Regions from separate parts of the Homo sapiens genome. Here all the other regions are linked to region 2. A link is a contact called in ENCODE Hi-C or POLR2A ChIA-PET data. All regions are on one chromosome and are shown on one strand. Each heading gives the region's core, a stretch centred on a gene start or an enhancer-like site at or near the end of the contact. The rest is flanking DNA. Distances are from core to core; before and after follow the strand shown. Region 1 overlaps CDC42SE2 (CDC42 small effector 2). Region 2 holds the start of FNIP1 (folliculin interacting protein 1). Region 3 holds the start of P4HA2 (prolyl 4-hydroxylase subunit alpha 2). Region 4 holds the start of SLC22A4 (solute carrier family 22 member 4).

Region 1 (2,700 bases), core at 46-2,545, 420 kb after region 2:
CAGGTGGAAGTGTTCTTTACACTCTTTCCTACAACACTCTATCAAAAACCTGGATTTAAATATAAATAAATATTCTAAACTATAAAAATGCAGTATTTTAAGGCACAATGTGGACATTTAAAGAATGGCACACTTGTTTGGGGTACTGTATAATAGTCACGGGTGGCTGGGCATGGTGACTCATGCCTATAATCCCAGCACTTCAGGAGGCTGAGGCAGGTGGATCACTTGAGGTCAGGAGTTCAAGACCAGCCTGGCCAACATGGCGAAACCCTGTCTCCACTAAAAATACAAAAATTAGGCCATAAGAATGATCAAATGGACTTGGGGCTCTGGAAGAGTGGGAGGGGGGCAAGGGTTTTATAAAAGACTACAAATATGGTGCAGTGTACACTGCTCGGGTGATGAGTACACCAAAATCCACAAATCACCACTAAAGAACTTACTCATGTAACCAAACACCACCTGTAGCCCCAATAACTATGGAAAATTAAATATTTTCTTTAAGAAAAAAAAATTAGCTGGGCATGGTGGCAGGCACCTGTAATCCCAGCTACTTGAGAGGCTGAGGCAGAAGAATCACTTGAACCTGGGGTGGGGGGTTGGCGGGGAGAGGTTGCAGTGAGCCGAGATCACACCACTGCACTCCAGCCTGGGTGCCAGAGTGAGACTCTGTTTCAAAAGAAAAAAAAAGAATAGTCATGGGCAAACAAGGGGAATTCCAGAGTCAGACCTCCGCAAAGAAAAACAGGAAATGGTGCACTCTGCTCTGATACGTATTAACAGTTGTCGTTAGCAGAGTCACCGTGTTTCCTGGAAACAAATTCTTTATAGGAAACTTTGTTAAGACCGTCAACCATCTGAATAATCCTTGCATCCTTAAAATATTAACTTTTATTCTGCATAAGGTGAAGGACTAGAGACCCAAATGAACTGCTATGTTAGTGTGGAGGGGACATTAGGCAAAATGTCTCTTCCCATAACTTTTTACATAATTACATCATAATTATTAAAGATAATGAACTAAACAATTTGGAGTATATCCAAGGAGGCGAGAAGCAGGTTAATTTCAAAGGATTTGCTACTGTGAGAACCTTATTTGCATCCTTATCTAAACAATATGTATATAACCATACTATATCTACCTCCCTCACATTTCTGGCATATGGATCAACTGTAGCTTCTAGAAAACAGTAATTACATCATCACTTAAAAGTTAAAACTTTCCCAAAGACTATTCTCTGGGCAGCTTAGTGTGCAAACACATGTCACTGAGAAGCAAATGAAGGCCAGGTCCCATCAGGTTAGCAGAAGGCCTACAGTAAGAGTAAAAGATGGTACAGCCTGAGGTAGTTCTAGAAGCAGATACAGAGTGAATAAAGAAAATGAAAATACTTGCCATCTGGGACAGTGAAAAAAGCTGGAACTTTCAGGGTATAAAATAGCAATCATTTATGCAAATGTGGCCAAAGTAAATGAAAGGTTGAAAGCTATGCTGACTCAACTTTATGACCTAGAGAAAGTCAGTTGAGTTGTGTAACTAAATCCCTAAATCTATGAATTAAATCTAACAAGCCCACTATTTCCAAATTGTGTCTTGGGGCATCCCAGCAAAACCCAGGGGTGCCAGGGTTTTCTATTTGAGGGAAACACAGTGAGGCTCAATGTGTGTTTGACACTGAGTGAACTACCAGCTTCAGATAATTTGTAACTTCAACATTAGAACATACATTCTTTTTAACAGCATATCTTTGTGAAGCTGAGTTTTCAGTGGTTACTGTGAAAAAAACCCAAGCACTATGCAAAAGTCAGTATGGAACTAGAAAAGAAGGTGGTGGTGTTCAGTCTGATTCCACAGTTTGAGAAGTTGTATAATCCCAACAGGCACAAACACACCATAAGTATGTAACTGGTTATTTAAGAATTAAATAAAAATATTTTTCAATTTATATCTTATTTTTTAAAGGCAAATAAGTTGTTGGGACATAAATCTTTACTAAGTTGTTTGTACCAAATTAGTTAATAAACAAGTCTGTACGGTATTTCTCTTGGCCTAGAGGCACCATGAAAAAAATTACAGAACCGTTAAGAGAAGTTTGGGAACCTCTGAAATAAGCTACATTAGTTTTTTGAAATATTGACAGTGTAATTAGGAACCAGGCATTTCTAAAACAAGTGGGTATTTTTTTTCTATGATGCCAGTGACAGTGATTCCCTGGGTGCGTGAGCTGCTTCCAAGTTAATCAATCTAGTTCACAGTATGGAAAAAAAGGCTAACAAAAGTTGTAATAATATAAAAAATGGATTTGACATTTTTTGATGAAAATGATCTTCCTAGTGGATATTCATTGACACAAAAAATGAAAATACCTTTTATGGTAGTAATGTCAACAAACTATATGAAACACCCTTGCCCCAAGTCTCTCCCTACTCATTCTTTGAGACCCAGCTCAAACATAAACATTCCGAGTTGAGGCTGTTGGATATTTCCTGTTCTGAACATTCACAGCACATGGCTCATATTCAATTATAGTACTTAAAACATTGTATTGTAACTTACTTGCTTACAGTTTGATTTTCCTACACTACTAAGAGTTCTGTAACAGTAGCTGTGCCTGACACACAGTAGACAATAAATGACTGTTGAATGAATAAAAGGCTTTTTTAAAGAAACAATGTCAGCTCAGTTCTCTAAAAATT
Region 2 (2,700 bases), core at 93-2,592:
CGGCCACACCTGGCTAATTAAAATTTTTTTTTTTTTTTTTTTTTTGTAGAGACAGGGTCTTACTGTTGCCCAAGCTGGTTTCGAACTACAGAGCTAAAGCGATCTGCCTGCCTCGGCCTTGCAGTGTTGCGATTACAGACGTGAGCTACCACGCCTGCCCAAAGTATTTTTATCCAGCCTTCCAACCATATACAAGTTATTTCCTAAATTTCTCTGAGGATTACATCCCATTGTACGAGCTTCCTCATCCTGGAGGGGGAGTGAGTGAATGGATGGGGTTGCTGAAAATTTATAAGATTAGTTTGATACAAACTCTGATATATTTTGGTTCCATGGGTTAAATAAGACTGTGAGGTCACATGTGAGCAATGTTTTTCTTTTTTTAGAAAGCGTTTCTTCCCTGTAACTTGACTAAAATTCCACAGTTCCTCCCGTCTTCATACCTAAACATTAAGATAGATTTATTAAAAATCTAAATAATTAGCGTAAAGGGTTAGATATCTGTACATATATGTCTTTAGGCTTCCTGACTTCGTTGGTTTCACCTGATTTTGTTGGTTAACAAGGAAACAGCCTAACTCCTGAGCCTCCAATCGCTAGCTCTTCCAAGAGACTAATTCCCGGTGTCAGGGTTCTAGGCGCTAGTACAAACTGCCCGCAGTGCCTGCTCGAGGTCGTCTTTGCGGGGAGCCATGGCTGTGGCAGGGGTCCCGGCAGTTTCCTTCACCAGTCCCTGTGAGCCAGCCCCCGCGCTGTCCAGATCCCAGACCTCTCGCGGGCCGGCGCAGCCTTCTAAGGGCGGTCCTGGGGTCCTGGGCTCAAAGTCCAGCCTTGGCCGCGGCCCCACGGGTACGCTTGTGGGCCTTCCGTGCTCCAGGAGCCGCCAGACTCTGCCCGGCGCGGAATGGAGGTGTGAAGCCGCAGAAGCTAGGGAGGGGCTGACAAGGAAGAGTCGGTTGCCCGTGGTTCCCTACGCAACTCTGTGGGTGCGGGGAGTCGAAGCCTTCTGCACTCCAAGGCTCCTGGCATCGTCCCCGCGCCACCCCGGCGTACCCTCTGATGGTCGCTGACAGCTTCACAGGGGAAGATCGAGACTGACCCTTCTCCCGCTACACATCCCTAGCCACCTTCCAGTCCTGTCCTCTCGGCTCACGCCCCGCCCCTGCCACGTGACGGGACCCGCCAGTGAGCCTATGGGAGGCAGCTCCGCCCCACGCCCCCACCTTGCCCCTTGCTCCGCGCGCCGCCACGTGATGCGGCCCCCCTCCAGCCAATGAGTGCCGGCCTTGCCTCGCGCCCCGCCCCGCGCGCCGTGGCCGTTTGAAGTGACTAATTTCTGTCATATGACTGAGGCGCCCATGGGGGTGGCGGGGCGGCTGTAGGAGCAGGGGCCTAGCAAGCGCCCAGCGGAGCGACCCCTGCCTGGCCGTGGCTAGCATGGCCCCTACGCTGTTCCAGAAGCTCTTCAGCAAGAGGACCGGGCTGGGCGCGCCCGGCCGCGACGCCCGGGACCCAGATTGCGGGTTCAGGTAGGGCGCTGTGGGGCGGGGGTCGCGGAGCCGATGGCCTTGTGGGCTCCGGGCTCCAGGGGTGTTGGGGCCTTCGGTGTTCCGACCCGAGCGGAAGCGCCGCGCCGAGAGCAGCATCTGGTCCTCGGTGGGGTGGAGCCGGCTGCGGGCTAGCGCCGAAGGGTTGGAGCGAGGTCCTACCTTTTATTTTACCCCACCCGCCTCGCCGTTGCCCCTTCCCCCTCCTCCCGTCGGTTTGTTTACGACCTGCCCCCAGCCACGCGCGACTCTGCTCCTCCGGACCTAGCACCGCGGCCTGAGACTTTGGGTCCACACGCCTTCCTGGCACCGAGTAGAGTTGGGCGCGGGCTGGATTGGACCTCAGCCGCCGTACTCCGGGCCGCGAAGTTCTCCCCTCCTCCCCGTGACCAGTTGTCCTCCGGGCGCTGCGTTCCAGCTCCGTTGGCGTTGTGGAGAGAGCGGCACGTTTGGCCAAGCTTCTGAGTTGAGAGAAGGCTGGAGGAGCGAGTAGGCAACGTGCCGTTCTTTCAGGTTTCTTGGACGCTAAAATTGGAGGTGTGCAGTAACCGGACCGAGCGACCTTAATGTTATCGAAGGAGAAATGTGAAACTTGAGTTTAGGGTTACTGCCGAAGGAAGACCAAATTGAATGAAATCTGGCCTTGGAATTGGCTGTAGATTCTTCCTCCTCGAATTGTTACTGAAAAGGAGTCTTAAAAATTGAAAATGTTAGTAGAGCATTTTGTAGTGTTACAGGCTTTGTTAATTTTTCATTGTAGTACCTGTTGCTGGCAGAGTAACTTTTCAGAATTGTAAGATTTGATATAAACCTGAATTCAAGGTAAAATTTAGTCGTTAAACTGCACCTGAGGAGATTATGTCCAAACAGCCTTTATACGTATTGCAGTGTGGAAACTTGCAAATATAACTAGGCTAAATGTCAAATGCCACACGTTTTAAACTTGGTAGGATAGCAAAGAGCCCAGTTGTACAACAATAGTAGAAACAAAAAAATAAAATAAAAATAAAAAAAGAGAATCTGTCAAATTTTGGAACAGGCGAAGTTGCCACACTGGTTTAAGAAATTTTGCTATTCTTAAAATTATTCACTCTCTCTTGCTAATGCAGGTCTCATCAGGAAAAATTCAGTAAATGCATATGGAATTGAAGAG
Region 3 (2,806 bases), core at 41-2,540, 430 kb before region 2:
CAGTTGAGAGCGGGTAGTTGAGCCTTCAGGAGAGAAAAGGGATGTTCCATGGGGCAAACTCCTGAGAAGGGGGAGGAGATGGAAGGAAGCTTCTGTGGATGTAGCAGATGCAGGAGGGTTTGTGTAGTTTTAGCCGGGCTCGAGCCGGTGGCTGACGCAGGCAGGAACAATGGCTCACCCATGTTTTATGTGTATTTCCGTGTGCGTGCTCCTGCTTTCCCCAGGTCTGGGCCGCCTGCCTGGCCCGTGTGCCGTAGGGAATATCCACACTGGGCCTGGGCGGAGGCTGGGCATCTCCCGCTCTGGGCTTGCTCCCTGATGAGATTCTCAGACCGTGCTTCCCCTCATTCATGAGAGGAAGGTTCACAGAGCAGGCGTGGGAACCTGCCTGGCCGCCAGGGCCTCCTCCCGCTCAGGCTGAGGTTTGCTGCATCTCTGTCCTTATTCCCTTCCAGACTGGATTGGCTGAACCAGGTGTCCACTCTTTTTGGCCCATGGCATAAAGAAGGGTTTGGGCAACCCAGTGTGCCCCAGGTTGTTACCGCCCCCCCGCCTCCGCCCCCACCCAGCCTTTGATGGGCCCCCTTCTCATCAATCCATCACCCCTGCACATGCCACCAGGACTGCCTGGACCAGAGCCCGGGACTCTCTGAAACCCACTGAGAGCTCGGCCCTGGGAATGGGCCTCCCAATCTCGGTCTCCAGGGGGTGGGCCCCAGGTCCCTAGTCTTCCTCAGGGTCTTCTCCACTGTTCTGCCTCCTCTCCTGATACCCAGTTCCTAGCCGGGGTGACCCCAGCCTCCCGTAACAGCCTCCTTGTGGTGGTGCTGGGAAGAAGGGGCCCGTGTACCCGGCAGGGCCCCCCAGGCAATGGGCATGAGCGCAGGCAGGGAAATCCGTCAGCCTCCAGGGACGCTCTCCCTACAGCCCCGGCGAGGGGATCGGGTCGTGGCGACCTCTCCAGACGCCCAGGGGCTGGGCAGGAGGGCGGGCCAAGGCCCGCAGGTGGGGGCGCCAAAGCCAGGCGGGCGCGGAGTACGTGCGGTGGGCTGCGGGCGGCATGAAGGGCGCGGGCGGCCAGCTCCGGCTCCGGCTCCGGCTCCGGCTCCCGCGAGGCCGGGTAGCCTGGGCGTTCCCAGGGGTCGCAGAGGACGGCGAACCCCGGCGGAGCCACCGGAGCTGGGGACCAGGACGCAGGCAGGCGTGTGGAGCGTGAGGTGGGGACGTGGCGGCGGCTCAAGTGGGCGGAGCCCCGGCAGCGGCCCGAGGCGGAGTCGCCAAGGGAGGAGGCGCCGAGCTGACCGGGCGACGCCGCGGGAGGTTCTGGAAACGCCGGGAGCTGCGAGTGTCCAGGTGAGCGCCCCGCCCGCTCAGCCGCCAGATCAACCTTAGCGCTGGGGCGCGGGCTGGGGTCGCCAGGCGGTGCGTTCTGCCCGCGCGGGGCTGAGAGTTAGGGGCCGGGGCCGGATCCGGGGCCGGGGGTCGCGCCGCTAGCCGCCAGCAGCGCAGTCCGGGCCGCCACCCTGCACCCTCCGCCCTGTTTCTGCACCCGTCTGGGTTCTTGTGCCGCCGCCCGCAAGCCTTCCCGAGCTCAGGGTGGTGAGGTCAGCGGCGCCCTTCGTGCAGTTCCCTCGGCTGTCGGGCGGGGCTGGGAACTTGGCCGCTCTTCCCTGTCAGGCTCCCGGGAAGTGGCGGCCTGACCCCGGGCTGCCGGCTGTTGGGAGCGGGGGCGCGGCGTCCGCCTGGCCCTGAGGGGCCTCTTCATATTGGCTAAGCCCGTTCTGCACCCTCCCAAGGGCTGGGAGTCCTAGGTCTTGTCCGGGCAGGGTCCAGCTTGGAGCCCATTAGATGGGCCATTGGATCAGAAAGTCTTTTCTCCCCCAGACATCCTTGTGGAACCAGCGTTGTTTTTCCTTGGCAGCTGCGGAGACCCGTGATAATTCGTTAACTAATTCAACAAACGGGACCCTTCTGTGTGCCAGAAACCGCAAGCAGTTGCTAACCCAGTGGGACAGGCGGATTGGAAGAGCGGGAAGGTCCTGGCCCAGAGCAGTGTGGTGAGCGCTGTGCTGGAAGGGAATGCGGGCAGTGGGTACTTGGTAGAGCACTGACTGCCTCCGGCCAGAGGACTTCCCGGAGGAGGTGACCCATGAGCTGGAGTGGTCAGAGGAAGGCTGGCAAAAGGGCATCGTGGACAGAGGAACAGCCTATGTGAGTGGGAGCAGAGACCTTGGCCAATGCCATTCCTTATGGCCTTGTAGTGGAAGCAAGGTGATGGGGAAGGAACACTGTAGGGGATAGCTGTCCACGGACGCTGTCTACAAGACCCTGGAGTGAGATAACGTGCCTGGTACTGTGCCCTGCATGTGTAAGATGCCCAGTTGACCTTCGCAGCAGGAGCCTGGATCAGGGCACTTCCTGCCTCAGGTATTGCTGGACAGCCCAGGTGGGTCCCTGGCCTTTGTATTCTATTTGACTTTAAGATGGTGCAGGAGAATACAAAAAACTATCCGGGCATGGTGGCGCGCGCCTGTAGTCCCAGCTACTCGGGAGGCTAAGGCAGGAGAATCGCTTGAACCTGGGAGGCAGAGGTTGCAGTGAGCCAAGATCGTGCCACTGCACTCCAGCCTGGGAGACAGAGCGAGACTCCATCTTAAAAAAAAAATAAAAAAGAGAGATGGTGCAGGAGAGCATTGGGATCCCTCCCAAGACTGTGACTGTTGTCTTTTGCTGTAGAGTGACACCCGAGATTTGTGCTTCTTGATAATAGACTACCTGGGGCCTCACAGCCCCAGCCCTCTTGTAG
Region 4 (2,928 bases), core at 241-2,740, 500 kb before region 2:
CCACTCAGGTTTTTCTTGGGAGGAGCATGAGGCAGAGGAGGGACTAGCAGCAGGGAAATCCTACCTGCCTGACCAATAGCAGGCAACAGCTCCATGAGGATGCTCTCCTCAGAAGAAAGGTGTATCCTGACCCAGGTCCTTACCAGATGTGAAGCAGCAAAAGCGGGAGAAGTGTGTGTGCATCCTCATTCCTGGAACTTAGAAAACCTGCCACTAACCACGCAGGGTGCTGAGGGGCTACAGCCCCTGCCTGCCAACTCACCCTGTGCTCAGAGAGGTCCCTGAGGGCCAGGGCTTCCAGCTGGGGTTTCGCCTTCTGTGCTTCCTTGCACCCAATGAGCCTCAGGAGGCCATCTGCTGTCTTAGAGAAACTGGGGCCTCAGGAAAGGACCCCAAACCTCACAAGTATATGGTACGGCAGTACACCTCCTGATGCCTCCAGAAGTCTGTGGCCAGGGAACAGACAAGATTTGGCCCCGCCCTGCCCAGTAACAAGGTCCCTCACACCCCTCCTCCCATGCCTGGCAGGAAGGTGACTCAGGCAGTGCGTCTGGGTAGCCTGGGGCTGCGCTTCCCCCAACGCAACATCTAGGTTCTTAGGAAACTTCATTTGTTGTGAAAATCGGAAATGAAAAGACAGTTGGTGACAAACTCCTTTCTCCATCACCTCCTTATTGGACAGAAACGACCCAGGAATGCGCCTCGCGTGAGTCCTATTCTTTCTTGGGGTGCACACCCGCTGCTGGAAGTATGAACAGCAGGTTTGAGGGGGAGGGGAGCGCTGACCCGGGCACTGCGCAGGGAGTCTCAAGGGGGGCTGACGCAGAGGGAGGGTCAGGCACTCCCGGGTCAACGGTCTCGGCCTGGCACCCACCTCGGTCACGACGGTGGACAGGTAGACGTCCTGGCTGAACTCCCAGCCATCCAGGCAGCTCTCCTGCTCCAGCTGCCCCAGGTCCACGTCGCGCCCCGGCTCCAGCCCGAGCGCCGAGAAGTTGGCGATGGTGGCGAGCCGGTAGCGGCTGCAGCTGTGGGGCACCTCGCGGCCGTCCCGCAGCCGCAGCGGGACACTGTTGTTGCGCCAGGCGCTGCTCAGGTTCGCGGCGTCCGGCACTCGACAGCGGTGCTCCGGGGTCCCCGCCAGGAACACGACTGACATACCATTGAAGCCATTGGGGATGATGCTGGCGCTGAGCAGGAAGAAGATGAGGCGCTGGAAGGGCCCCCACTCGCCCAGGAAGGCGATCACCTCGTCGTAGTCCCGCATGCTTCCCACTGCCGCTCCGAAACTTGCAACTACGGGTGATGACAGCGTTCTCAGGACAGTGTCTTGTAGCTGGGGCGCTCCCCAAGGATGTTAGAACGTTCCCGGGGGACAGGCAGGCTGTTAGAAATTGGGGCGCGAAGCCGGGGACCGTTCCTGGGAAACAGGCTGAAGGCGTTGGAGCGTTCCCGGGAGCTCGCGCTGAGCTTGATGCCACTGTACACTTGGGACCACACCCCCATCCCCGGCCGGGCGCGGGGAAGGGGAGGGCGGCCCAGCCCGGGAGGCTGGGCTCCCGGCTGTCTCCGCCCTGTGCTTCGCGCGCCCGCCCGCCCCCAAGGACCTGACGGGGGCTTCCAGGCTGGGCTCAGCCATTCCGCCCGCGTGCCGGGGAAGAAGCTCGTTCTCGGTTGTCCCCAGCCACCCCCGAGCGCTGATTCCCAGACCTGGGCCCCACGTGGGAGGGCGGGCGCAAGGGAGGAGCCGAGGCCAGAGAGCGAGTTCTCGGAGGGGTCGGCCCTCGATCTGCTCGGGCCGCGTGGCCCCGGGCCCAGACCCCAGCAGGGTTCCCTCCGCGGTCTCCTCCAATCTGGAGGCTGAGCTTAGGCTGCCACGCGTGGGGCGCGGAGGGGCGAGTCAGTGGAGTCGGTTCCCGGGAAACTTCTGGGGGCGGCAGAGCGACAGGAGCGCGCCCTCTCCTGTGGCGCCTCGCGCAGGCGGCTGGCACACGCCGACAGGGAGCTCATTTCCCAACAGTCCTAGCAGAGCTGAATTCGGTCACCCCTGGCGGCGCCCGGACAGCGTCCTCAGGACAGCCAGGACCCTCATCTTGCACAGGGAAAACAGGCCCACAGCCTGGAAGGGATGAGCAAGGTCACACTACGTCAGAGATGGGCCCGGATCGGAGGGAGGGGCGGGGGCAGGAGACAACCGAGTGCCCGGGAGGCGAGTTTCCTCCCCCGCACGCCGGCGTAATGGCTGAGCCCAGCCTGGAAGCCCCCGCCGGGTCCATGGGCGGGCGGGCGCCAGGACATGGAGCCTGCGCATTGCGGGAGCACAGTCATGGAGGCACTGTCGTCACGCTGGGTTCTGATTTTGAGCCCCTTGCTCTCCTCACGCCCCCAGGGCCCTTTATCGCGGCAGGCTGTCAGAGCTTTCTCCGACTGGAAGGCTTTCTGTTAGCAGAAGGGCCTGCCCCCAGTCCAGGAACAGAGGGAGGGAGGGAGAGAGAAGTAGGAGATCCGATTTGGCGCTCAGACCCGGCAGGGTAACCAAAGCAGGGACCACAGCCTCCCTTTTTTTGGCTCAGTGCCCAGACCTAAGGCCCTTCTGCTGTTGTGTGAGCTAGCCCGGGCCTGGAGCCTGAGCCCTGGGGTTCACGAGGCAGATAAAATTGACAGGGTGAAGAGCTCACCTCTTTGGAGATTTTGCACGAGTGTGTTTGTTTCCCCAGGCTCCGATTAAGAGGCGGAGGGACATTTCTGCCTCTTTTTGTGTAGCTTCCAGTCTGACCCCTCCTCTTAGGAGGACTTCCCACCCCCTTGGAACCTCAGTTTCCTACCTGTAATAAGACTATACATCCTGATGTGCTAGGACAGCTCTGATTTATGCCTATTAATCCAGTGAAATTATTAATAGAGCCTCCCTTTACTTTCACAAGTATC

What was found. A loop is a pair of places that touch in the nucleus more often than their neighbours do. ChIA-PET counts read pairs that join two places held with the same protein, here RNA polymerase II (POLR2A). Pooled maps may share reads with other maps.
Region 1: a map of B cell shows a loop between it and region 2 (3-fold over the local background). The contact joins the enhancer-like site here to the promoter of FNIP1 in region 2. A Hi-C loop is called at or near these places in 1 of 168 maps with a recorded cell type or tissue (B cell), 1 of 37 single-sample maps with no recorded cell type and 6 of 50 pooled maps.
Region 3: a pooled map shows a loop between it and region 2 (3-fold over the local background). The contact joins the promoter of P4HA2 here to the promoter of FNIP1 in region 2. A Hi-C loop is called at or near these places in 1 of 168 maps with a recorded cell type or tissue (cardiac septum) and 4 of 50 pooled maps.
Region 4: a loop to region 2 is called in a pooled map, with 14 times the contacts of the local background. The contact joins the promoter of SLC22A4 here to the promoter of FNIP1 in region 2. A Hi-C loop is called at or near these places in 1 of 168 maps with a recorded cell type or tissue (Caco-2) and 16 of 50 pooled maps. POLR2A ChIA-PET finds 5 or more read pairs at or near these places in 2 of 52 experiments (HepG2 and activated CD4-positive, alpha-beta T cell).

What each region holds. Positions count from the first base shown.
Region 1 is chr5:131,377,911-131,380,610 of GRCh38, reverse strand. The region is part of intron 3 of CDC42SE2 (CDC42 small effector 2); the gene reads right to left. Among named protein-coding and RNA genes, the nearest start is that of CDC42SE2, 120 kb to the right of the region's middle. RefSeq lists enhancers at 498-547, 598-827. Within about 2 kb of position 1,295, at least 12 of the 41 ENCODE cell types and tissues checked have a DNase peak (open chromatin) inside an H3K27ac peak, as active enhancers do; they include B cell, where a contact is called at or near this core.
Region 2 is chr5:131,795,659-131,798,358 of GRCh38, reverse strand. It overlaps FNIP1 (folliculin interacting protein 1), which reads left to right and starts at 1,342. Exons shown (of 18, transcript NM_133372.3): 1 at 1,342-1,529. The coding sequence starts at 1,438. RefSeq lists silencers at 1,139-1,398, 1,449-1,728.
Region 3 is chr5:132,226,337-132,229,142 of GRCh38, reverse strand. It overlaps P4HA2 (prolyl 4-hydroxylase subunit alpha 2), which reads left to right and starts at 1,290. Exons shown (of 15, transcript NM_001017974.2): 1 at 1,290-1,353. RefSeq lists silencers at 944-1,173, 1,314-1,573.
Region 4 is chr5:132,292,956-132,295,883 of GRCh38, reverse strand. SLC22A4 (solute carrier family 22 member 4) reads right to left here and starts at 1,490. Exons shown (of 10, transcript NM_003059.3): 1 at 875-1,490. The coding sequence starts at 1,267. RefSeq lists silencers at 1,323-1,372, 1,443-1,802 and enhancers at 2,033-2,082, 1,899-2,517.